Regions from separate parts of the Mus musculus genome. Here regions 1, 3, 4 and 5 are each linked to region 2. The links are chromatin loops, found by intact Hi-C in ENCODE. Cell type or tissue: heart. All regions are shown on one strand. Region 1 overlaps Map3k1 (mitogen-activated protein kinase kinase kinase 1). Region 2 has its middle 29 kb from the start of Ankrd55. Region 3 has its middle 16 kb from the start of Gm41062. Region 4 has its middle 40 kb from the start of Gm15322. Region 5 has its middle 58 kb from the start of Gm15322.

Region 1 (5,000 bases), 470 kb before region 2:
TGGAGGGAGCTAACTTTCACGCCTCCCCCTGCTGACCTCTTGTGTAAGTAAAATGGGGAGACAGGGACTACTAGAACTATGAACACTGCTGCTGTTACACTGTGCTGTGGAGACTGCCTCAGGTCCAGGTGCTGCTCCAGGTCTGAGCACAGCCAAGACTCACGGTCATGGCTGAGGATAGACTCTTACAAAAAGGTTAAGTAGTCTATGAGCTCTCAGTTACGAGAGAATTTGGGGGCTTTAAAACCAGGTCTTTCTGTCCTCAAAGCTTTCTCCCCTTCCACCTAAACCATGATGCTTCATATATATGTGAATGTATATGTATACATACATATATACTATTGCATACTATTTCATGTATGCAATACTTACTATTGCATACATGAAAGCACCAAATAGAACCATTACCCACCCCACTGCCGCCTTTTCCCATCGGGTTCGGAAGGTAATACTTGGCTAGAAACATGAAGAACATGAAGACTATGGTGGAGGCTCTTCTGGGCTCAGGAGTCAGGGATTGGGTCTGTTCAGTGTGGGTACTAGGATCATATAATTTCTGTCAAATGACAGGTGCAATTTCCCTACGGCACGAGGACACGGCATCAGAAACAAAGCTTCCTAGAGCAACCTTGGTGACCAGCATATTTAAACGTGGGACTCTTACATGATCTCCATCTGGTCAGAAGCTATGTGGATCACACACGCTCTGTGATAACACGGCCCGGGAAGACACTCAATGCTTGATGATTTTAAGAACAGTACTAACTTAGTTACTAGGCATGGGCATCGTTTCAAAGCTCTCTTAGAGACATCTAAAGCTGTTAAGAACATTCAAGCTGTTAAGTAGCGAGTGCAAAGCATGGGTTTCCAGGCTGTTTTACACGAAAACATTACTGTTGCGGTCTCATAGAAGATTAACTGCATCATCAATGTCATCCCTTAAAAGACACAGAGCCACTCTCCATATTGGCGTGCAGGGAACTGGAGAGCATCAGGGGCTGGAGGGGGGCTAGGAGCGCCTGCCCAGGCTTGGTGGCAGTGCAGCCACAGTGACATCCTACACTGAGGTCCAACTCTCTAGCACAGGCCTCTTTGTGGGCACCTGGCCTACTTTGCCAAGAACCGGGGATAACATTACCAGAAATGCTTAATTTGTATCAACTCATGAAATTATGGCTTATTTCTCACTTTTGGACAGGGTCGCATATATCAGTTAAAACCCACTGTGACCAAGGATGGCCTCGAGCTGCCTGCCTGCCCAGCTTTCCCTTCCAAGTGCTGGGATCATCGCTACCCCTGGCTCACATTAGCTTCTGAGGGCTAATCTGAAAGTATAACTTTTGCCATAACCGAGTATTTTATAATTTTAAAACCATCTTCTCATGACTATTAGCTATTCGGTCAGTTAATATTCATTATTTAGGCATCTGTCATTTCAAGATATATCTTAAGCTCAAACAACAACAAAACAAATGACTGGACTCCTGTGAATTACACTTGGTGCTTCTGACTTCACACACACACAACACACACACACACACACACACACACACATTCTATACCACGTTCTAACTCCTTAAAGTTGTGGGTTTAAAAGATTTATTTGTGTGTGTGTATGTGCGTGCGTGTGTGTGTGTGTGTGTGTGTGTGTCTGCATGTGTCTGAGTACTGCCCATGGAGGCCAGAAGAGAGTGTCAGATCTCTCAGAACCCAAGTTACAGATGGCTGTGAGCTGCCATCTTGGTGTTGGGACCCAAACCCAGGTCCTCTGCAAGAGCAAAAATGCTTGTCACAGCTGAGCCATCTCGCCAGCCCCTGTAGTTGTATTAATTAGTTCATGATCTTGATATAAATCCTTTTACAGGCTGTATAATACAGAGGAACATGTCGCAAGTACGGATCAATTCAGCCCGTAGGTTACATATCCCTTAAAAATTACCAGATGCTTGTATAGTTCAGCAAAGTGGAAAATCTAAGATACATGCCAAGTAATTAATTAAGCCATGTTACCAAAAGTGTATCAACCCTCTAAAAATCATGACTACAAAATTATGAAATAGCATTCCTTAGCTAAGACGCTGGCATGTTTGCTAAGCGTCCATGTCTCAGCTTCTCAGCAGAGAGCACACTATTTATTATTAAAACCCTGAGACTGAAAAGGCCCAGGTGGATCGCACTCCTCCGTAGGTCTGGATTTGCAGGTGGATCCCAGGAATCCCTGCAGTGACAGGATCATCTCAGTAACAGGATCATCTCAGTAGCAGCCCCACCCCTGAGAGTGCAGCTCCCAGTAGATCATGGCCCCAGCCACATGCCATATGTCACTCTCCCTAGTCACTCTTTAGAATAGTTCTCTTCTTCTCTGCCAATGTGTCCATCATGAGACGAGCCAGTTGGTTGGGACACTGAAACGTGCAAAGTGCTGTTTAGATGGTGTTAGGAGCATCCTGGCTGCCGGCTGCCCCTTTACTGCAAGATGAACCAACTAGAGCTGACTGCCTTGTCTGGAAAACCCGAAGGTCACAGGAAGGGAAGGGGATCAGGAAAAACGACGCTTTGCTCGGTAGGGGGCGCTCTTTCCTTAAAAATGTAATTTAGACGATTATTAATAGCAAAGGTAGCCTGCCCACAAATCACTTCGAACAGAAGCAGCACTCACTCTGACATCCTGCCCCAAATATAGCTGGAGTCAAGGTCTTCCTAAGTATGCCTTCCTCACCTCAGGGGCACCCTGAAGCCGTCCTAAGTGCCAGTGTCTTTTCACTTTTGATGACTCAGCAGGATCACACTTCTATGGCTTTACGCTGGCAGGGCTTGACTCATGACTGTCGGGTGCGTGCTTCTAAACCTCCCGTCGGAACCACTTTCCAGTTTTAACAACAACCGTGTACTGGGCGAGAGTGTGACAGAAACTATTATTCCCACTAAACCAACAGCGACTCCTTCGTGAGCACGCGGGTCAGCCAATGCTCTCTGTCAGGAACAGCAATCTCACTTAACTCTCAGTCAGGCTGATAACGGACGACACAGTTCTAAGCCTCAAGACTTTCAAACTGAAACATGAAAACCACTTGGCAGTGTTCTGATAGAACCTGAGTTTTCCTAGCACGAGGGAAGGGAGAACAAAAGCTAACCCTACCATGCTCTCCCGAGGTGTGTCCCCCCAGGACTGGTGCCCGTGCTCCCTTCATGCAGTGCTCCCTGGGGCACGGCGGACTTTTTTTTTTAATTGGAATTATTCCTTTGAAGGGAGAGTGTTTTGCCTGCATGTCCATAGGCGCATCCGGAGTGTGCTTAAGTACCGGAGGAGGTCAGAAGAGGGTACTGGAGTTACAGTTAACTGGGACCGGAGTGAATCAACAGTGCTCTTAACTGATGAGCGGCCCATCTAGACCCCCTCAGCCCCACCCCTTTTATCAGCCTATGGGCTCACATTTCCAAGGCCCTATGGTCAGTCACCCCATACTGCCCTAGACACTAACTGAGCTCCCCTCAGGCTACAGCCCCTGTAACAGTGCAGAGAACCTTCCTCCAGCCTCCTCAGCACACAGCTCCTCACTCGTCTGTCTGTCCCTACCACCAGACTGGGAATGAAGACAGAAGTGGGTTTCAAGTCTACTATCACTGTCTTACTAGAAAGGTTGGCACAAGGGATGGACTAGGCAAGTACATGCTGAGTAGGGTGGACTGTCCTCCTCGGACTGGGTCTACCTGAGGGCAAGATTTGTCTTACTCAGCTTTCAGTTTACAAGCAGTGCTAACGGATGCCCCTGGTATTTGCAGATGCTTGTGAAGGAAAAAAAAATGCCCTTCCTTCCTGTAGGAGCCTCCGAACCAAAAAGATCCTTCTCTGGTAGAAACATCTGCTGTGCCCTGAGGGGCGCTGCATGGAGAAGGGAGGTCAGATGCTAGGCAAGAGGTTTAAAGAGACAGAATTTGGCCCCAGGAAAACACCAAGGCAGGATTAGCAAGAAACCACCCTGAGTCCAGATCATTTGTCCTTAGTCAGGGGGCTTTCCCATTGCTTGAAACTTGCCCATGTGATCTAGTTAATTTGATTTTCCTGAAGTTAGTGACAAAACACAGCCCCGAGGAAGATCCAAGAGTCTGTGTCGGGGAGGCGGACAGCTGTGCCGTCTCAGCCAAGCAACCTGGGAGGCAGTGGAGAACTAAGGCAGTCAGGGGGGTGGTGTCCAGGGATGGCAAGTGCAGGAACTGCGAACCCAGACACAGGGTAAGATAGAGCTGGCAGGAAGCAAGCAATGCTGTCTGCACATAGTAACTGTATGGGTGGTGGGCTTTCTTATGACATTTCATACATGTGTGTAATATACTCTGATGTCCACCACTACCCTCCCGATACCTCATCCCACTGGCCCCCTTCCTATCAAATAGTCCTCTTTCTACTTTGGGGCCCGTGTGTGTATGTCACTCACACACACACACACACACACACACACACACACACACACACAATTCCACAGAAGAGAGAAAATATGCCGTATTTATCTGAGTCCTGCTTACTTTAACATCTGTGCATTTTCCTGCAGACAGCATGGCTCCGTTTTTCTGTGTCCGAATAGAATTGCCTTGCGTATGCTGACAGCACGCTTTCTTTACCTCGTCATCCACGGATGGGCGCCTAAACTGGCTGTCTACCTTGCAGAGAGTGTAGATAACTCTGCTGTATTCTGACTTAAGACTCTTTAGGAATCTGCTGGGGGTGGGACAGCTGGATCACACAGGAATTCTGCTTGTGTTTGTCTAAGGAACCTCCACGCTGGCTTCCACAGTGGTTAAACTAGTTAACATTCCTACCGGCAGGCCACAGCCCCCAACTCAGCTGCAGGTGCTGGTTTCCCAGAGGCAGGAATCTCAAAACAGCCTTTCCTTTTGGGTTTTTAAGACAGTGTCGTCTTACGTAGCTAAGGCTGGTCTTGAACTCACTATGTAAGTGAGGATGACCTAACCTTCCTCCTCCTATACTCCCCTCTGCTGGG
Region 2 (5,000 bases):
CAGAAAGAGACTTACAAAACGGTCCTGCAACCAGACCTCTCTCTGGATAACTAAAGGAAATGAAAGCAGTCTATCAAGAAGCATCTTCATGCCAGTGTTCACCACAGCACGACTCATGCATAAGACACCAAAATACATGTGCTCTGTGGAGTGCAATTCAGCCATAGAAATAATGTAATCTTGTCATTTGCAAGAAAATAGGTGAAACCAGAAATCATTGTGCTAAGTGGAAAAAAAGAAAAAGAAAGCAGGCACAGAAAGGTAAGTACCTCAGTTAGCTTAGGGTGGCTTAGGATGTGAGGACCGAAGTGCACGGACCCAATCCTTCTGTTTACTGCTCTTCCTGTGGGTGCAGTAGTAGTAGTAGTAGCAGCAGGGGCAGCAGCAGCAGCAGCAGTTGGCTCCAGCTTTCAGAGACCCCAGAACCAGCCTTTTCATGCCCCTCTGAGAAGCCAGCCTTAGATTGGTGATTCCAGAAAGCTTTACTCAGCCCTGGATTATCCTCAGAGCAACAACTCCACCTCTTGACTTCTGTTTCTCCAGGCCTTCACTGGTCGTTGATTTCTTCGTTAATTCTTTTCCTAAAGCTAACTTCAAGTCCCATAGATCAGTTTGAAGTACTCAGCTCAGCAGACAGGCATCATCACACACACCTTTAATTCCAGCACTCAGGAGGTAGATGCAGGTAGATTTCTAAATTAGAGGACAGCCTGGTCTCCATAGTGAGTTCCAGGCCAGCCAGGGCTACATAAAGAGAGCCAATGAGTTGCCATCTGTATTTGGCCATCTTCCCAAAACACCCAGAACACCACCAGGTCTATAATGTCTTTCAAATCACTTAATTACAACAATAAAAATGTAGATTAAAATGCTCCCTGTGAATAAAATGCTCTAAACATTACACTCCAGCAGACTCGTTGACCATGTCTCCCAGCAACTTTGAAGGAGCGGCAAGGATGATCATCTATGCCTGTGAAACTGTCTCCCCTAAGCAAAGCTGATTTTATGGGTTTAAATTCTTGCGTTGTACAAACATGAGCAAACATACATTGTTCAATGGTCCCTGATGTGACACAAAGGAGAAAGATAGCCACTCTTTCCTTCTGATGGTGTCCCTCAACTTCACTCCCCCCCCCACACCACACACACACACACACACGCACACGCACACACACACACACACGCACACGCACACACACACACACACGCACACGCACACGCGCACGCGCACGCGCACACGCACACATACACACACTTTGTAGAAACAATAATGCCTCTTTCTAAAGAGGTTTGAGATTTTTCTCAAGGTCTAAGATTAGGATTAGAAAGGGAAGGAGGTCACGTGGCTTTGTGGGCCATTTAGCACCATCGCCTAACCATTAAAAATTCTACAGGAAATTTTGACTTAATGTCTTCTTTGCCCTTGACAGGAAAATCACTTTGGGGGATTCTTGACTATAGTTTCTAGACCGATTTATCCTGGAAGATCCTTTTGATTCTCAGAGATTACCCCTCCTCTTTCACAGATGCCTTCTGGGCTGAGCAGCTAATGTATGTCGTCATCGATGTGCACGCAGATGTTTCGCAACCAGCTTTCAAACACTGCGGTTTATATCTAGAATCTAGAAAGCCGCCCCCCACCTCCTCCCAAAGACCTGTGTACTAAAGACTTAGTCAACTTGGCATTACTGGGAGATGACAAACGTTTTAAGAGGCCTAGTAGGAGGTTGTGTAGTCCTTGGGGCCCTCCTCTCTGCCTCTTCCTTTTCTACCACATTCTGACCACATGGTCAACAGTTGCTTTACCACGGCACCGTGATATGATTCTACCTTGCCTTGTTACACAAGTTCACATGCAATAGGACCAAGTAGTACCTCCAACCCCATGGCCAAAGCAAACCTTTCCTCTTTGTAAATTTGAACGTCTTTGGGTATTTTGTTGTAGTGACAGAAAGCTGGTTAACACAGGAGGAAGGTCCTGGCTTTCCACACTTGCACATTTTTATGGCCCTAACAATCCTAACAATGGATCCTGTCCATCTATCTATCCCCGTGATATCCCTTAGGTAGGCTGCAGAAAGAGATATATAGAGTTGGTTATCACAAGCTTATTCTGACCTGGATGCTTATAAACACTTATGAGCCAATTACACCCACCAATATCACTTAAGCAATGTGTTCAGGGTACCATGGAGATAAGGATTTAGGAAGCTAGGCTGGAGTCCTCCGTTCCAGGTGTTTGCACGCTTAAGCCAAGGAGATGATTTTTCTGTGTCCATGACTGCTCAGTGTCCTTGAGAGCCCTGTATCCACAATCTACAGAGGTACATGGGATAGGACGAGAACAAGTGGACAAAACTCAAAACTCTCAGTGTTTTAAAGTTGAAACCAATCTCCTCGCCAAGGCCCATGAGATCAGACACTTCTTTCTTCCCAGGCATCGGCTCTACCTGGTCAGAAATGTAAACTCCAAGAGAATTTAAACTGGCTTTCTGACTGTAGAGGGTTTGCAAGTTTGAGAAATTAAAGACAGAGCTAGCTATAGGCAAAGCCTGGATGCTCTCTGAGATGAAGCACCTCTGACCCCAACTGGCTGCTGCAGTGCACTGCATCTCTAGATGGCCAAGTCTCAGTGTGTAACCTGAAGGGCTGGATCTAGCCTGTGCACACCTTGACTTGGTTTTGTTATTGTTGATGATGATGTTATTGCTGCTGTTACTGTTGTTGCTGTTGTTGTTGTTGCTGTTGTTGCTGCTGCTGCTGTTATTGTTGCTGCTATTGTTGTACTTCTCAGGGTGGCAAACAATTCTGCTGCACTATACAGAAATGATCCAAGAGAAAGTGTGCTTGGTTTTCCATTTCTCACTCTCTGGTCCTTTTGCTGCCAAAACCCTAGATCCTCCTTCTCTGTTTAAGTCCTTCCTGAAGATTTCAGTGCTGGACATGAAATTTTGCCCACCAAGTTATTGGTCAGAGGGGCCCTGGAGGGATCCAGAACTATGTAGGCTGTTGTTTGATCTTGGTTGCCAACATAACTAAGTGGGGTTCAGGGGGAAGTTCTTTTGCTGAATACACCATACACTTTAGTTGAAAGACATCAAGAATTCAATCTCAAACTTATCAGGAAGTTCTCTTCCTGCTGGCTAGTTTTCATGGTGCTGGAGGGTGTTGGGAAGTTGGCTCAGGAAGAGAAAACAGTGGTCTTACCCACATGCTATGTGGTGTTACCCACATAACAACCTGCCAGCGCATTGTGCCCACTGATACATAATAGTTGTAGTGGTAACCAATCATGTTCTGATTGGATTTGAGACCTATTTCACTGGAGGGACTTCATATCTGGCACTGTAAACTGAGTTAAAAACTATGACTAGAGAGATCTAGATAGTTCCAGTTTTAGACGAGGGACTTAATGGTGTTTCCTGAAATGGTAATGTGTCAAGCTGCCTTCTCACTATTTATATTTACACTCATAGATTGTGCTGCTCTCAAGCTAGGTCAGAGAAGTTTCTTTTTGCCCTGATGCAAAGACTCAGATCTTGTAGAAGTGCTGTGAACAAGTGAGTGTGAGAATTCAGCAGTAGATGGTTCTTCTATATCACCTCTACTCACTCTCATCCAAGGCTCAAGGAAGACATGACAGACGAAGGTACGGGAAGAATGTAAGAGCTGTAGAATAAGGAGGGGCACTACGTTCCGTGAAGTGCTGCGTTCCTAACATAACAGAGTTGTTGCACACCTATTAACTCACAGCATCTCTGGCTGGCTACACAAGACCTGTATAAGATCAAGCCAGTCAAAGTCCCAGCATGGATGGAGAGGGGGTTACATGATGGAACTAACATTCCATTTCTAACATCGAAGCCACTGACAGATGATGGCTGTTGAGAGACAGAGTCACATTTGTGGGGGAAATGTAGCCAATAATAGATTGCCTGTGTCCTACTTTATGTCCCCATGCTTAGGCACTAATTGACGCTAGGGAGTTAGTTACTAGTAACATTAGTATTTATAATTAAAGAAGGCATGAAATTGGGAGGAGGGTGGGCTGGTGGCGTTCTGAGGTAGTTTGAGAGAAGTATTGAAGAGTGGATATGATTACAGTACATTGAATACATATATACGTTTTTCAAAGATTTAATACTATATCTCCTTCCACCACCTATTCTGTGACATCGTCACCCAAGGCACATACTTTCTTCTGATGTCCATGGTGAAGCTAAACCACTAAACAGCAACCAAGCAGGCCTGGGTCAGGCACTGACTCTCCAAAGGGGGCTAAAGCTTTCAGTGAAGTCTGAGGCCACAGAGCGCCGTATGGAGTTAGGATGCTCCATCTATGGGTGTGCTCAGCATCCGACCCATCCATCCAGTCTGGTGTTTCTATGACATCTCTCGCCCTGGTGCTCATGGTGCTGGTTCATCTCAGCTCTCCTCCCTCTGCCTCTCCTAAGTGCTGGGATCCCAGGCCGCCAACCTCACATTTCCCAGTAAGGCCTGACTGACTCCTCTTTGCTTCTTTAGGTGTCAGCTTTCAGCCACAAAACCCAGTCTCTCTTCTTAAGAACTTCTTAAGAACTCTTCTTACGCTTTCTGCTCCTGTTTCTCTGCTCAAACAAAGTGTGGGATTAGGCTCTTCGATGTGGTGAAAGATGCATTGCTCTCTTAGAGGAGTGACATTTAACCCCCAGGATCCCCAGTGCACGCACAAAAGGCCCGAGAAACTCACCTAGTCTCCAGGGAGCACAGGTGCCCTCGTCTGCATTTGAAGTAGAGAATAACATTGCAAACACATCCACCTTTGGCAGAAAAACAGAAAGCAGTTGTGAATCCTTTTGAGAGTAGAGAAAACTGAAGGAAACAAAAGGGGAAGAAACAGAATTCTGACTCTGCTGGCATCAGGGGTGGTTATTTTTATGTTTAACTTGATTGGATCAAGAGAAACCTAGGTGGGTAGAGAGGCACACCCCAGTGCGTGTCTGTGGTGGTGTTGCTAGACA
Region 3 (5,000 bases), 170 kb before region 2:
CATTGATCAATAGTTCTAAAGAGCAGATACTAAAGAATGCTCATTGCTAAGTAGGAACTGAAGTAGGCTGATGTGTTGAGTTAGAAGGGATCCTGGCATCTCATGGATAGCCAACCCAATCATGCCAGTCTCCTTGCCACTTTGCTGACTGTGAGAAATTAATTATTTTCCTTTCTTTATACCATTTTCACTTAATAATGTCTCCAACAAAGTTCCTTCTATTCTTACCATTCTGTGTGAAGGGCACAGGCATGGGGTACAAGGGCACATGGTTGTTATAGTGGGAATGAGAAGATTCATGTGCTAATCGAGTGTAGAGGACACTGAGTACCAGGAGGGAAGGGAGAGTCATAAGGTGTTTCCCAGGGGAAACCTGGGCTAACACCCACTAATGTGATTCCTTTCTGCCTGTTCCCTTCCACCCTCTACTGACTGGCTTTGTGTCAACTTGACACAAACTAGAGTCATCAGAGAAAAAGGAACCTCAGTTGAAGAAGTGCCTCCATAAAGTCCAGCTGTAAGGTGGTCATTGAGGAGGGCCTAGCCTATTGTAGTTGGTATCATCCCTGGGGTGATGGTCCTGGGTTCTACTAGAAAGCAGACTGTGCAAGCCATGGGGAAGCAAGCCAGTAAGCAGCACCCCTCCGTGGCCTCCGCATCAGTTCCTGCCTCCAGGTTCCTGCCCTGCTGAGTTCCAGTCCTGACTTCCTTTGGTGATGAACAGCAATGTGGAAGTGTAAGCTGAATAAACCCTTTCTTTCCCAACTTGCTTCTTGGCTATGATGTTTCGTTACAGCTATAGACAGCTTAACTAAGACACACCCCGAAGCTCTCTGATCACAGTCCAGGACTGAAGGCCTATTACTTTTCCCACTCTCTTTCTCACCATGTGGCTGAAGAGACCCAGAAAATTCAATGTTGAAGCTTTCAAAAAAAAAACAAAACCAAAAAACCCCACACTCAATAGTGGTGACACACAAAAAACCACTTTTCCTCCCCAATTGCATCTTTTGTGTGTGTGTGGGGGGGGTGGAGAAAACATGGAAAAATCCTTAGAGAATCAAGATATTCAGCCATTTAGAGAAACAGTTGAGCCAGGTGGTGATGGCATGAGCCTTTAGTTCCGGCAGTCAGGAGGCAGAGACAGGCAGATCTCTTGAGTTGGAAGCCAGCCTGGTCTACAGTGTGAGTTCCAGGGCAACCAGGGCTATATGGAGAAATCCTATCTCAAAACAAACAAACAAAAAAAAAAAACCCAAAAAAACAAAAAAAAACAAACCAAACAGAATAGAAAAGAAACGGGCTGGAGACTGTTTAGGAATACAGAGGGAGACAGAAAACCCAGAATGAAGCAGTGTGCACTTTCCTCAAGTTGGCCCGCGCTGGGCCTCGCCTTGGACTTCTGGTTCTGACTTTGAATTTCTGGACCTTACTGGGTGTTTGAGCCCCCCAGATCTCTCAAACAACCTCATGAACGCAGCGGGTGAAGTCTCTTCGTTAGGATTCTTACCTGAGGGAGCTCCAGCCTGTGTTCCCAGAGCTGCATGGTCCTTTTCAAATTGACAAACGGAGGAGATTTTTACTTTAGTTGCCTGAGATTTGTCTTCACAGTCACATCCCTGTCTGCTTCTCTGCTTCCTGTTGGCGTTGTTGTCCTGTAAGGCTCCTTGTGGGGATGAGGGTGGAAGCTTGAGCATGGCCGTTCACCTGGGCCTCGCACGAGGATGAGGGACGACGATGTTGTGCATACGTATTTGCATGGCACTGGTTCAGTAAAAACAGGTATTTCCTCTGACACTTCAAGACGTAGCTGCACTTTGTGATTCTTACTCTCATTTAGAAGTTCTAAATTCTTTGAAACACAAACCTCACAGTAGCTCTTCTTGTGTTTCTGCCTTCCTGCAATCTCATAGTTCTCTATACAATTTCTTCTATTCTGATATTCAAGAGCATCTACATATTGTACCTTTAATACCTGGCTATCTGAGTCTATGCTACAGTGAACACAAATGCACCCTAGGAAACAGGAAGTGGGAGAAACAGATAGCAAATCAGAGGCTAGTGAATGAAGTCCAAAGAAAGGCTTGAGAGAGCTGTTAAATTGCCTTCTTCTCACGAGTCCTACTGTCTATGGCACTCGGACAAAGATGAGGGGTCCTTAAGCTGGAGGAGTCAGAAGAGGAAATTCATTTTTTTTTTTAAATAAAAAAGGCGGAAAGGAAACACTGGTGTGGCTGGTTGAGAAGCTGAGTGATCTGCCAGCTTGGGCTGGAAGTGGGGGGTAAAGATGAGGTGACAGCAGGATGGGGAACAGGAAACCGAATTAAGGAAAACACGTGGTCTTCCAAAGAGGAAACAGCGGTCTGAAAAGAGATGGTAAAACCAGTCCTTCCAGGCTAATGCCTTTTGTATCCCTCCTCCCTACGGGAAGCTCAGCTGGAGGTCCGAGGAAGCTGAAAGAATACCATGGAAGCCCAGGTTACCTGCCAGGAGGAAGGAGGGCTGTGGGGAGAGCCGAAGGGCGGGGGACAGGGTCACGTTTTTCTTGGCATCGGGATACTTTCAAATGAGTTATTTTTTCAGAAGTTCCCAAGGAGGATCCCTTACCAGTTTCCAGCCTCCATTTGGGATTTGAAACCTCCAGGAAGCAAGGACCCTTCCCATGACCTCGCGTCTTCCTCTCTAAATTTAATTTGGACACTGAGGGAGAACTGGCAAGGCAGGGGCTGGAGCTTTGTGCAGTGCCTGCAAGTAGGGTCTCTCCCCAGTACTGGCAGGAACCAGTCCCGCTCTCAATTAAAGGCTGTTCTGGCAAGTGAGGGATATTGTTTGGGGTTTTGGCAAGTTGTTTAAAGATTTGGCTTGCGTGTTCTTTTCTTCTACGAAATAAGAAGTTTGGGCTGAAACAGTTTGGTTCTTAACTTTGAGGGAAGGTGGTCTGAGACCCTTTTAGGGAATATACTGAAGGCACATAAACTGGCTCCCACGGACAGTTTTCAGGGCTTCTGTTCTCTTTAGCACAGGATTTCCAGTGTCATTTTCCTTCTCAAAGAAAGCTTAAATGTCTTTAACTTTGGAACTCGGACTTTGAGGCATGGCAGGTGAGCAGACGTGTGTCCCTTCTATGCTGAAGGGTAGGTCTATAACAGTCCCAACAGTGCTCCCCCTCAGTCCCTGCAGTTAGAATAGCAGTACCACAGGGTGCACGTTCCCAGACAATCTTGGGTTGTCATGCTTTCTTTAAGCTGCAAGTTACTGATACTAAATCTGAATATTTCTACAGTCTTTGTCTTTTTTTTCCCCCAGAATCTATTTAAGTCTGTGAGATGAAAATTGGAAATGCAACTTCATATTCTCACGCTACCTATCTCCTGAGCCGGGCTCACAAGAAACATCCGCTCTGGAGTCGTTGAATTCAGAATTCAACCGGGTCCTACCGAAAGCCAATGAGCTCCAAAGGCTTGGTCAGGGTTCTCCATAGGGTCCCAGGGACAGATGAGCATGGTAGGATCTGTCTAGCCATCTTACTGGGTGTATACCAACCCAGTCTCATTTACAGAAGAGCAAAGAAATACTAGTGTACTCCTAAATGCTTCCAGTGGCAAAAGTCAGGTCAAAAGGCAGGATGTCTGCACTTGGTGTCTATTTATGGACTGTGAAGTTTAAACAGAGACCTCCATTTAGAATTCATCTGCCCATTAAAACTGCTTCCCAAGTTATTATCTGCAAGGAAGTGGACAACACTTGAATCTTTCTCTGTAGTGGGTTTGTGTGTGTGTAGATGTTTTGCACGAGTATAATTCACTGATCAATTTTACCTTGTCAAAACAGAAACTGTCTGTCAAATACAGGATGAGGCTCATTAGAGAGATGCAGACGATAGCACAGCAGAGGGGAGGATAAACCGACTTACTGCCCAGCAACAAGGAAACAAGAGATTATTCAGGGAGCAACTGGAAAGGACAGAAAATGATACAGGGGTCACGACAGACCCACATCTAGTGAACGATACGGCTATTCAGCAAATGATACTGAACGGGCAGAAAAAGTTTCTCAGTAATTGGTAGGTGATGGTAATACATGATCAAGGGCCTGACACTTGAGTAGTCAGCAAAATAAGCCCAGATCTGGTTTTTTCCCTTCTACGTGGCTGTGGTTTTCCCAGCTGGACATTTCTGACGATAGTATGTGTCCACCTAATGTAGAGACCTAATGTAGAGCTGTCTTTGCTCACCACAGAAAGTAGCTAACGATGGCTATAGTCTATTGTTAAACTTGTATGACAGAGAGAGGCACAGAAAGAGACAGAAAGTGTGAAAAGAGTCTAATATATACAGTATGTAATATATAATACATATATTAAGCAATATTATGTACAGTGTATGTATGCTATTATATACAGAAAACAGTCTTACAATTTTAAGTGCTTTTAACTGATTAGAATGTACTGTCGTGTGATTCAGAATTCAAAAATTACAGAAAATAAAACAGCGAAAGTCCTTGTCTTGGTTGTATTTATTTCCCTCTGGAAAGTTGTTTCTGACTGTTTTGACAGCATCCTGTGTATTCTTGCAGAGTTTTTCCCCTTCAGGATTGCCCCCTCTTATTTATTAAGCAATTGAGCAGGCTTTTCTGTACCTTGCTTTTTCTGCTTGAATAGAAATACAGTTTGGAGGTTTTTCTATTGCCATCAAACTCTTGAGTTTCCAGTCTCCCTTTGTAGTTTGGCAGCATTCTAGTTTATATGTACTGTGGTTTACTAGGTCCATCTCTTTAAATGACTATCCTAGATCCAGTAAGATGGTTTCACGACCTGAGCTCAATGCCCGAACCCACATGGTAGAAGGAGATAGCCAACTCTGCAAGTTGTTTTCTACAGGAACACATACACACATGCACACACACACACACAAAATAAGATATAATAATATTTAAATGAGCACATTAGCTCTATCAACTATCTGGGCTGAAGAAGATTGCCTGTTTGTTCTCCATAGAAA
Region 4 (5,000 bases), 310 kb before region 2:
CACATGTGCCGTTGCAGAGTGGCACTGACTACTGCTGGCCACCACGCATAAGTTTGGACAAACAACCAATGTGTACATATGCAGTAAAGTTTTTTGCAAAGACACTGCCTGGCCCGGGCATGATAATGAGGCTTTGAGAATATAACCAATCAGATGTGAGACATGCAAATGAGGTATGATAATGAGGCTCTGTGAGGTACAGAGAGAGAGAGAGTAGCCAATCAGATGAGGAACACGCAAATGAGGTGTAGTGCATAACCAATCCGGGTGTGAGACACGCCTCTCCTAGGCCTATATAAGCAGCACCAGTTCTGGGCTCAGGGTCTCTTCGCCTCTGCAATCAAGCTCTCCCAATAAACGTGTGCAGAAGGATCCTGTTGCAGCGTCGTTCTTGCTGGCGAGTCCGGCACGCGCAGACACTCCTGAGACTTGAGGTGGGTCTATCCCTGGCCCAAAGTTCTCTGGTCTTGTTCCCTGTCTTCCTCTGCATTCCCTTACATATAAACCCCCCTTTTACATTACAAGAGTTATCGTGCCCATCTCTGTAGTCCATATCTTTGTGTACTTTTAGATGTATGGAGATATTTCTAGCGGTGGAATTTCTGTATCACATGTACAGACTTTTCTAACCTTTCCAGACACTGCCAAGCATACTTATCCAAGTTGTCCCTACCAAGACTCGCAGCATCAGTTGATAGTAGCCTCTTTTTCATTATGCTCAGCAATGTGGCATCTGAGTGTGGAGGTGGGTACGGGCCAGTGGATTTAGTGAGGGGCAAGTCTAGGATGGCCACTGATGTGGTGGACCATCTCTCCCTTCTCCCTCCATCTCTCTTAACTCTAACATGGACAAAGGAAAAAAATCACATCCAATAGAAGCCACTCTTCCTTTGATCTTGAGCTGTGCTGAAGACTGGTGACTTTGGAGTCCCTGTTGAATGGAGGCTGATGAGTACTGAATGTTGAATGATAGCACCTCTTCCTTGCTCCACAGGTTTTCTAGATGACCACTCCCTTTGAAATGCCTAGAAGAGGGTTCACATATCAGTGATATAGGCACCACAAAAGCAAGGCATGCAAAGTCCTGGCAAATCCTGTGTTTGGGTCTTGTCCTTTCTTGTTCAGAGTTTAGCGCCTCTGTCTGGGTGTCACTGGGGTGATTTGCATCTTGTTGTTGCTAAAGATCTCAGCCGTGGGTGTTTTGCAGTTTAGGCTCACTTCTGTTGGAGGAAGAAGAAATGGTACAATACAAACCGAGCAAGCTTGCTACAAAAGATGTTAATCCTTTGTTAATGAGGAATGATTTAGGACAACAACAAGTTAAGTCAGTGTCTCCAGGCAAGGTTTGCGATTGTGTTATCTGAGAAACAGAATGCAGAGATCTACTGAAGCAGATATACCATGCAATTTGGCTCTAGAGATTCTGGAAGCTACAGAGTTCCATGGACTACCACACTTAAGCTAGAGAAACAGGACAGCTCGTGGTGTAGTGTCAGTCCAAACCAGAGGAAGGACAGAAGGAAGGAGACAGCAGGTAGGACAGCTCCAACAGAGGAAGTGAATTCTTTCCTTTTTTGCTCTAACTAGCCATCAAGGGCCGTATATACCTATCTACATGCTACGCTTGATAATGTTAGCCTGCAGAGGTGAGAGCATCTTCTCTAGTCCATCTCATAAAACACTTGCCTTCTCTAGACATAGTGAGAAACAACCTTTTGTCAACTCTCTGGGCATCCCTTAACCGAGTCAAGTTCACACATAACAATTCAGTTCAAGCTGAGAAACCATGAGAGTGTCCAGTGAGGAGAATCAGTTCCTAACTTGTTAGCATGGTGAATATGGGGTTTTAAAGCTCAGGGCGTAGTGCCTGAAGAAAAGCCTGCCCTGCTGAGGAGGGGAAGAAGGCTGACGAGCAGCAGGTCGTTGTGAACATAAAGTTTCTGTCCAGTCTGATTGAGTGGGATTAACTCCGCATCTGGGACCTTGCAATCTCCTGTTGCTCTCATTTCCCTACCTCTTTGCTTTACTTCCTCACAGCCTCCTGGAACCCTGAGGAATTTATTAATGAGGTCCAATTATGAGAAACGTCAGGGTTTTAATCAACTTTGGATGTATGGCTGACGGGTCCCGCTCAGCCCCCTCTGAGAGAATGCACATTAAACAGGATTTGCTATGAATTACAGAGTTGATTTCCCTGCTGTTCGGCAATTTCAGTCCTATAGGCCCTTCCCCACCATCCATAGCACCCCCTCTCCCCCTCCTACCTCCTCTTCCTCCCCCACCCCCACTGTCACACAACAGCAGATTTCAGCTGACCCCCCTGTCCCCATTTTGAAACTACAGGATAAGCAGAAAGCTGCAGACTAGCAGCACTGGCTGGCTTCTGTCTCAGACCTCCCGTTCTTCACTTGTGGCTTTCAGCTAGGTGCTATGGAGAGACTTTTCCTGGCCATTTCCACCCTGCTCTCTGGGGTAAATAGCCTGTTTCCTCTTCCGGGCTATTTTTGAAGACAGATTAGAGACTTGACAAAAACACTTGGAATAACTCTTTAAGCAGGTTTTCCAGACACCAGCGGAAAGAAACAAAGACTTGGGTGAGAGAATAAGAGAATAATACTGTTCTGTTTACCATTCCTGATGCTTCAAACCTCACAGAACAAACTGTGGGTCCTTTCCGACCGACCATGGAAAAGGCAAGTTTCCAGGGCGTGGTCTCCTGTGCCTCCCTTTGCTCTGGGAGTTCCAGCCTCCCTTCTGCTGCTATGGGAATGCCACACGTGGTATTCTTTTGGTCATTTCCTCTCCTGGGAGAAGAAGGCCCGGCTCCACCCTGTGTGGTTTCACAAAACGATGCTAGGCTCCTGGGAGCCTGTGGCAGTGAACTGCTAACATCCTCCTAACTCCTGCAGGGGTAAAGAGCCTCTGCTCAGCTGATTAAACATTCTTCAAGGGAAGACTTTTAAAGGGACCATTGCACAGTGTGGCTAGGTTTTCCATAACCAAGCATTCTGTTTTTACACGGTGGGAGGTGCAGTTTTTGCTTTGTATTTAAATGAAATGAAGTAGGTTAGAAGATTGGCTTACAGAGGTGGGAATTTCAGCTGCTAAATAGTGCATTGATTAAAACTAAAAAAAAAAAAACGAGCAAAAATTATGTTAGGCACAAAGGCAACAAACCTCGAAATGTCACCAATTCCTCCTGATTTTCCTGTGTTTTGCTCTTCTCTGCATTTCAGATGATTTATATCTTCCCTGTATGTTTTATGGAAGCACTGTGGCATGGAGCAACATTGTTTATTTCTCCTTAGGGACGTTGCTGTCATGATGGACATTTGATGTTGGCCATGTTGGAAGCTTTCCTGTGTTTGAAACTGACAAATGTTACAAATCAGGGTTTGACCTATTTATTCGTGTATGGCTTGTCTGGAATCTAGATTTAGGAAAATGATGGAGAAAGTGTGGGAAAATCTGAGTTAAAACTTTATGTCTACAGCTGAGCATGGTGTCTCAAGCCTGGAGCGCTAGCACTTGGGATGGTGAGGCAGGAGGATTGCAAATTCCAGACCAGCGTGGGCTGCATAGCAAAAGCTCATCTAATTTATTTTAAAAGTCTGATGACAGGAGACGTTTAGGGGATCAGAAAGGGGATGTTGGTGGCCAAGTGAGGATAGTAGGGGGGTGGGGTGGGATATAATCAAAATGTATTACATGTCTGTGTGACAATAGCAATAAAAGAGGTGTTCCTGGTAACTAGCTTTAATTTGTGCATTTACAGTTGAGTCGCAGCCAAAACTGAGAAAATATCAATTCTGTTCTTGAAAGCTCTTGATTTTTTTCAAGGAAGTCAGTTGTGTCTCCAGCCTGTGCTGATTCGTGTTCTTCTTACCTAGAGAAAATGAGCACCTCAGAGTCCCATCAGAACTCTCCCCGGTGAGCTGGTTGTTAGACAGCTCCCAGACCTCCACCGAAGGGAAAAATGGCCTTTGATGTCATGGGGGAATGTCTTATCTCTTTTTTCTGGTTGTTTCTCTGTAATAGGCTTATGTTCTTAAGTCCTGATAGTCCAAGAGGCTGAAGCCACATGTATTAGGAACTTCAAAGGTCGTGCTGCCCAGTCTCCCTTCACCAGATGGCCTGGAAGAAGGTGCTTTCTCTATTTAGTCCCAGCTGGAAGATGCTATGAAGGACGCTGGTGTGACTTGTGTGACGTGGCCAGGAGAGCAGATTTCTCCCCTAGGCTCAATGACAGCACATAGTAGCTGTGTACACCAGCTATGTGAGTCTTGTTAAGACCATGTCTGCGGGGGGATGGGAGTGGGCCCATGCTGCTAAAAGGAAGAGGTGCTTTGGTAGATGAAGTGAGAGTCTTTTGGCCAAGTGAGTTTAGGCTCATCATTTTATTGTTTGAGTTTCAGTGAACAGAGAAATATTGTAGTCCATCTCATTGGGTTCTTGATTAAGTCAAATAAGGCGCAGGTTTACCTTAGTTGGGGGTTACCATTGTTGTCGTAAAACACCATTACCAAAAGGCAAAGGATAATATATATATTTCAGCTTCCGTTCCCATGATCATCACTGAGATAAGTCAGGGCAGGAACTCAAACAAGCCAGGAACTTAGAAGCAGGAGCTGATGCAGAGGCCATGGGGGGATGCTGCTTACTGGCTTGCTCCTCATGGCTTATTCAGCCTGTTCAAAGGACAAGCTGGTGGGGGACATAGTCTCTCTTCTAAAATGTCTCTGGCTTGTGTCACGTTTACATACACCAGCCAGCACAACGTAGTATTTCACATACAGAAATTCTCCGATTTATTGCTATTATAGCGTTAAGTTCAGGTGACATTTCCTAGACCACAAGTTTTGATAGGGCAAGCGTCTTCCCAATGTTTACACCAGTTTTAGCATCCCATGCAGTTTTTTTTTTTTTAACATAATGGGCAAAATCCCCATTTAACCATTAACATGTTTACTTAAGAGCTCCTATAAACCAACTATTCTCAT
Region 5 (5,000 bases), 320 kb before region 2:
GCCTTCACGAAAGGGACTTATATGTTAATATTTAACAAATGTGCATGGGCACTGGGCTGAAGTGGGAGCAGCTTTCTGGAAAGATGTTTATCAAATGTTTATTAAACCTACACGCCTTTCTGGTGTGTGTGTGTGTGTGTGTGTGTGTGTGTGTGTGTGTGTGTGTGTGTGTGATTCCTCAGGACCCATCCAGTCTAGTTTTTGAGATACAGTCTCTCACTGGGACCTGGGGCTTGACAATTAGGCCAGGCTGGATGGACAGTAGACCCCAAGGATCTGTCTCTCAGCCTTTGAAGTACTGGGAGTGCCAAGTGCACATCACCACCCTCAGTGATTTTTTCACTTTTCTGTAAGCTCTGATGATCATACTTAGGCCTGCATGCTTGTAGAACTAGCACTTTTCACCTCAAAGTCATAGCCTTTAAAATGGGCCTAAAAACCCCTCCAAACACACACACACACACGCACGCACGCACGCACGCACACAGACAATCACGTCAAAACAAAAGAGGTGGGAATTTCTCTGGAAAGAATGGCTGAAATTGGGGCAGAAGGACCCCCACAACGACATAGAGCTTACTAACGTTAGCTGCACATGTGCAGACCCAGTGTGAATCTTTTTCCAAAGCACATTGTGTTTACCAATGAAGCATGCATGCATTTTCATGCTTAGGTTTTAAAGAAAGATAAGCAAATTGGGAGAGAACCAAGAATGTGTTTGAGATCTTAAGAAGAAGTGATCACACACACAAAACAAATCAATAATTTAGGGATATATCTATTGGGCTAATTGAGAAGCAAGTATAGGAAAATATATGCTTGTAATCTGTCCTTGGGTAGTCGATATACTAACTCTTAGAGTGGTTATAAAAATATACACTCTGATTACATTTGGAATTAAATTTAAAATGTCTTTACTGGGTTGTGTCAATTGAAATTATATCAAAACCCTGTCTCGAAAAAAAAAAAAAAAAAAAGAAAGAAAGAAAGAAAGAAAGAAAGAAAGAAAGAAATAAATTATATCAAAAATGTTGGCAACCAGAGAGCAGAGGCAGAGAGGCTCAAGGGCGAGTTCTGGCTGCAGAGAACTTGTTTTTACCCTTGAGGGCTGGGCATAGAGTGATTAATCATCATAGGATATCAGATATATCCCCTGTCTCATTCAATAAGAAAGAGGCCAATAGTCGAGAAAGAGATGGGGTGGAGAAAGGGTGGTATGGATGGATCAGGAACTTATTATTGCGTATGTTTCCTCAGTGTTTTGTCAAGAGCACCCAGTGCTCACCAATTCTACAGTCTACTCTTCTGACTCCATTGCACCGTTCAATCCATCTGAAGAATAGTAGTCTATGAGTTTTGACATAGATTGTGTGACACAAACACACCCAGGTACAATGTATACTGTCAACTATGCCTTTTCCTAAGTAATTCCTGCTCCTACCACACTCTCAGAGGCAATCTACAGCTATTCCTGTGAGAGTGGGTAAGCATGTTTGTGTCTTACCATTGGTTAATTTTGCCTGTCTAGGCATTTCATGTTATAATCATAAAACATGCACTCTCCTGTAGAAAAAGTTCCCTTCACTTGGCTTAGTATTTTTGAGATGTCTGATTTTGAAAAGTTGAAAAAATATCCCTTAGTCTTTGGCGATTCTTGGGTTAGCATCAGGAATGCTGGGTAATGGTGGCGCGCCTTTAAACCCAGCACTCAGGGGGCAGAGGCAGGTGGATCTCTGAGTTCAAAGTCAGCCTGGTCTACAGAGTGAGTTCCAGGACAGTCAGGGCAATACAGAACCCTGTCTCCAAAATCCAAAAATCAATCAGTCAGTCAGTCAGTCAGTCAGTCAGTCAGTCTGCCTGCCTCCTGCCTGCCTACCTGCCTATCTATTTTTTTTTTTAAACTGAAGTGGTGAGGGTAATGGGGAGAGGAGAGGAAGTGGATCCTAAGTATAGAAACTCGGGCCTCTTAATTTTCTGATGCAAAACTGAGGACTGGTTCTTGTCAAGGTCATGCAGGTTGAGCTGAAACTGGAACCCAGATCTCCTGACCCACTCTTGGAACAGTGAGCCAGGCAGCTGAGCGAGGTGGTTGTTTTGAGCCGATGCCATGTGAGACTAGAGAGTTTCGACAGAGCTTTGCTTAGAGGATGTGAAACTACACTAACCTCATGTGACAAGAGAACCTTGGAGGCCTTGGTGTGGGGCCAGGAGAGGAAGTCTGCATGGCTTCTGGTTACCAACTCCACCTCTGAACCCACTGGCCTGGGGTGACTTATGGCGAACCTTCTCATTTGCAATAAAACCAGACATGGGGCAGGGAAAGCTTTTCTACGGCAGCGTGCAGAAGGCAGGGCACTGCTAAAAAAAGGTAGGTGGGCGTGGCCTCTAAAAGGCACCTTCAGCCACATGCGTGCTCCTCCCAGAGCAGGGGGATCTGGAGCTGCAAACAAATCCCTAGGGAGGGAGAGATGCTGTGGTTACAGACACAGCCTTTGTGTCTTGTATGCATGTTCCAATTCAGCCCCAGATGACAATGACCTGGTAGTTCCTGCCTGCCAGCTGTTGGCTGGCCTCTGTGAAAGTCCCCAATGTTTGGGCCAATGCCTCGTGGGCAGGTATCCATATCATGAGGCCAACTGGCACTGTTGGCACCTTTGTTGGTCAAATGAGCACAGTGACTTGGGACAGAGGTGGCTGATCCACCCTCCCTACCAGCTGGCTGGTGGGAGCCTGTGGGCAGGTGCCCTGGGGAGAAAAGGGTTCCAGTTGCCATGGTAACTGTTCAAAAAAGGAGGTTCCCTCCTCAAGGCCAGTTTGGTGTCTTTTCTGCAGGGGAAGAAATGGATCTGTGGCAGCCAGGCCGGCCGTGTATATCAATTCGTGCCTCATCTGTTTGGAATCTTTACTTCTAATTGGACCTATTATTAGTGTCTGGGAGAGAATCTGAGGGCTGGTGGATCTGTTGAGAGATGTCATTATAGCAAAGACTAGGTCACCAGAGAAGTCCCAGAAGAATCATTCCCGTGTATACCAAGCAGAGCTGGACAAAGAATTCCAAAGGCTTTTTTTTTTTTTTTTTTTTTTTTTAAAGGCAGACTTGCAGGTTGGACGAGTTCTCTGGGCTATTCCGGGATATGGAGATTAGCACTGACTGAGGCCTTCACCCTAGATGTCCTTTGGCCAAACTGTCCTGGGCACAGGGGTGAAGGGACCCTGGTCAGCTTGCTGGGCCTGGCTAGTTTCCCACAGTGAATGCATTGTAAAGAACCAAGCATTCTCGTCGATGCTGTCTCTTCTGTAAAGGTTTCACGTATGCCTTTACCTTGGACGGACGTTTCTGGCTTTGATCAGAAAGTCCAACTCCTTCATCTTACTACTTCTGCATCTCGCTTCTGATGAAAGCCATCCTCACGCAGGTCACTGGGTTGAGGGTCAGTGATTTTTCCCACTCAGCCTTTCTTCTGTGTGTTGGTATAAAGATCCTCTGTTCCAGGCTTTGAGATGATTGGGAGAAATACTAGCACTGTGTGAGTGCAGGAGCTTCTGAGCCCCTTCCTGGGGCAGGGCGTGGATTGTGCTCTGTTCTGCCTACTGATAGCTAGTCAGAATCATTTAGATGGGCTGGTAGGTACCTAGGATTAGGAAATATGACTTATTCTGGCTAAACCTGAACACCTTGCCTGCAAGTGTGGCCGTGGTGGACACAGCCATCAATTGTCTAACGTAGCAAGTGAGACTAGAACAGATCTTCCTGCTGCTGCTTGCCAGCTGGTTCTGGTTCTGGAGACCGAATTACACACACACACACACACACACACACACACACACACACACACACACACACACAGTTCTCACTATATTTTCCCAGTAACGGATTGAACTTGCAAAGTGTTGTCCTGTGTCCTACTGCTAAGCAAATATTTAGAATTTGTCTTCTGAGCTGGGACACTGGGGATGCAGAGAGAGACGGGGCATCATCATCTGCTATCCCAGAGGCCCTCACAAGGGAGAGACGGCAAGGAAAAGGTCCTCACAACTGTCCCGAGTTCCTTCAATGATGGACAATGATATAGAAGCACGAGTTGAATAAACCCTTTTATCCCCAAGTTGCTTTTGGTCATGGTATTCCATCAAAGCAACAGAAACCCTAACTAACACACTTTCCTGGCATGCTCGAGGCCACAGGATCTATCTCCAGCACAGACTGCATAGAGCAGCCATGGTGGCACACAACCATAATCCCAATACATGCAAGATAGAAACAGGATGATCAGAAGAAGTTCCAGGTCATGGCAAGTTCACAAAGCAAGTTCAAGGCTGGGCTACATGAAACTCTACCTCAGAAAACATGAACAGAGCAAAGAACTGAATGCCACCACATCATGAAGAAAAACTGTGATTTCTAAAAAAAAATAATTCTAGTAATTTTGTACATTTATCCTATTAATTTGTTTTTGCTTGCCCCAAATTTTAACTCATTGCTGAAAGACCTGATTATAGGCATAACAGTGTTTCAGGATTGTTGAGTTATTATTATTGTATTTGTTGCTATCCCTCTTTTTTCCCTCCTCTTTCTCCCTTTCTCCTTCCCCGCTTCCTCATCCTCTCATGCCCCACTTCTTCTTGAAATTTGGGGTTTCCTTTAGTGGAAGAAGAAAAAGAAATAGTACCAACGAGTCCCTCTGCAGCTCAGGCACTCTACCTTGGACAAGAAGAGTCCTTGTGCACAGCAGTAGCCACAATGATGCCCAACTCCTTTGTAACCTCCTAGTGGAAGCGCTGCATGTAACATACCTTCTTGGTGCCCTATAGATTGTAAAGACACGAACAGAGCACATATGAAGGAGAGGAGGCTGAGAACATAGCCAAGGGAGAAAGAAGAGCAGAACTGATAAAAAATGTCAGAAGGGACTAGAGTGGGGGTGAGGTTGGGGGTGGGGGTCTTTTGGGGAGGGGGTGGTCATAGCAACCTCACAGGAAGAACATCCAATGACTGAGTC

Evidence for each region. A loop is a pair of places that touch in the nucleus more often than their neighbours do. Peaks named below come from ENCODE experiments on the same cell type or tissue, not always from the same donor. Only the 100,000 strongest peaks of a DNase experiment are listed, where the experiment ranks them.
Region 1: it touches region 2 in a loop (6-fold over the local background); 41 of 42 quality-filtered maps call a loop at or near these places.
Region 3: a loop joins it to region 2, with 2.7 times the contacts of the local background. A loop is called at or near these places in 4 of 42 quality-filtered maps.
Region 4: a loop joins it to region 2, with 3 times the contacts of the local background. A loop is called at or near these places in 10 of 42 quality-filtered maps.
Region 5: it touches region 2 in a loop (2.2-fold over the local background); 4 of 42 quality-filtered maps call a loop at or near these places.

The regions. Positions count from the first base shown.
Region 1 is chr13:111,785,765-111,790,764 of GRCm38, forward strand. The region is part of intron 1 of Map3k1 (mitogen-activated protein kinase kinase kinase 1); the gene reads right to left. Among named protein-coding and RNA genes, the nearest start is that of Map3k1, 21 kb to the right of the region's middle. In heart, CTCF peaks have their summits at 2,559 (motif pointing right) and 3,310 (motif pointing right); DNase peaks (open chromatin) are centred at 2,286, 2,627 and 3,436; H3K4me3 peaks cover 1,193 bases; H3K27ac peaks cover 1,577 bases.
Region 2 is chr13:112,257,016-112,262,015 of GRCm38, forward strand. No RefSeq gene overlaps it. Among named protein-coding and RNA genes, the nearest start is that of Ankrd55, 29 kb to the right of the region's middle. In heart, a CTCF peak has its summit at 2,604; a DNase peak (open chromatin) is centred at 2,576.
Region 3 is chr13:112,082,309-112,087,308 of GRCm38, forward strand. No RefSeq gene overlaps it. Among named protein-coding and RNA genes, the nearest start is that of Gm41062, 16 kb to the right of the region's middle. In heart, no CTCF peak of the experiment used is centred here; a DNase peak (open chromatin) is centred at 2,423; H3K27ac peaks cover 1,244 bases.
Region 4 is chr13:111,951,923-111,956,922 of GRCm38, forward strand. No RefSeq gene overlaps it. Among named protein-coding and RNA genes, the nearest start is that of Gm15322, 40 kb to the right of the region's middle. RefSeq lists an enhancer at 978-3,649. In heart, a CTCF peak has its summit at 2,898; DNase peaks (open chromatin) are centred at 2,419 and 2,809; H3K4me3 peaks cover 253 bases; H3K27ac peaks cover 1,744 bases.
Region 5 is chr13:111,934,006-111,939,005 of GRCm38, forward strand. No RefSeq gene overlaps it. Among named protein-coding and RNA genes, the nearest start is that of Gm15322, 58 kb to the right of the region's middle. In heart, no CTCF peak of the experiment used is centred here; DNase peaks (open chromatin) are centred at 2,186, 2,606 and 3,166; H3K27ac peaks cover 1,023 bases.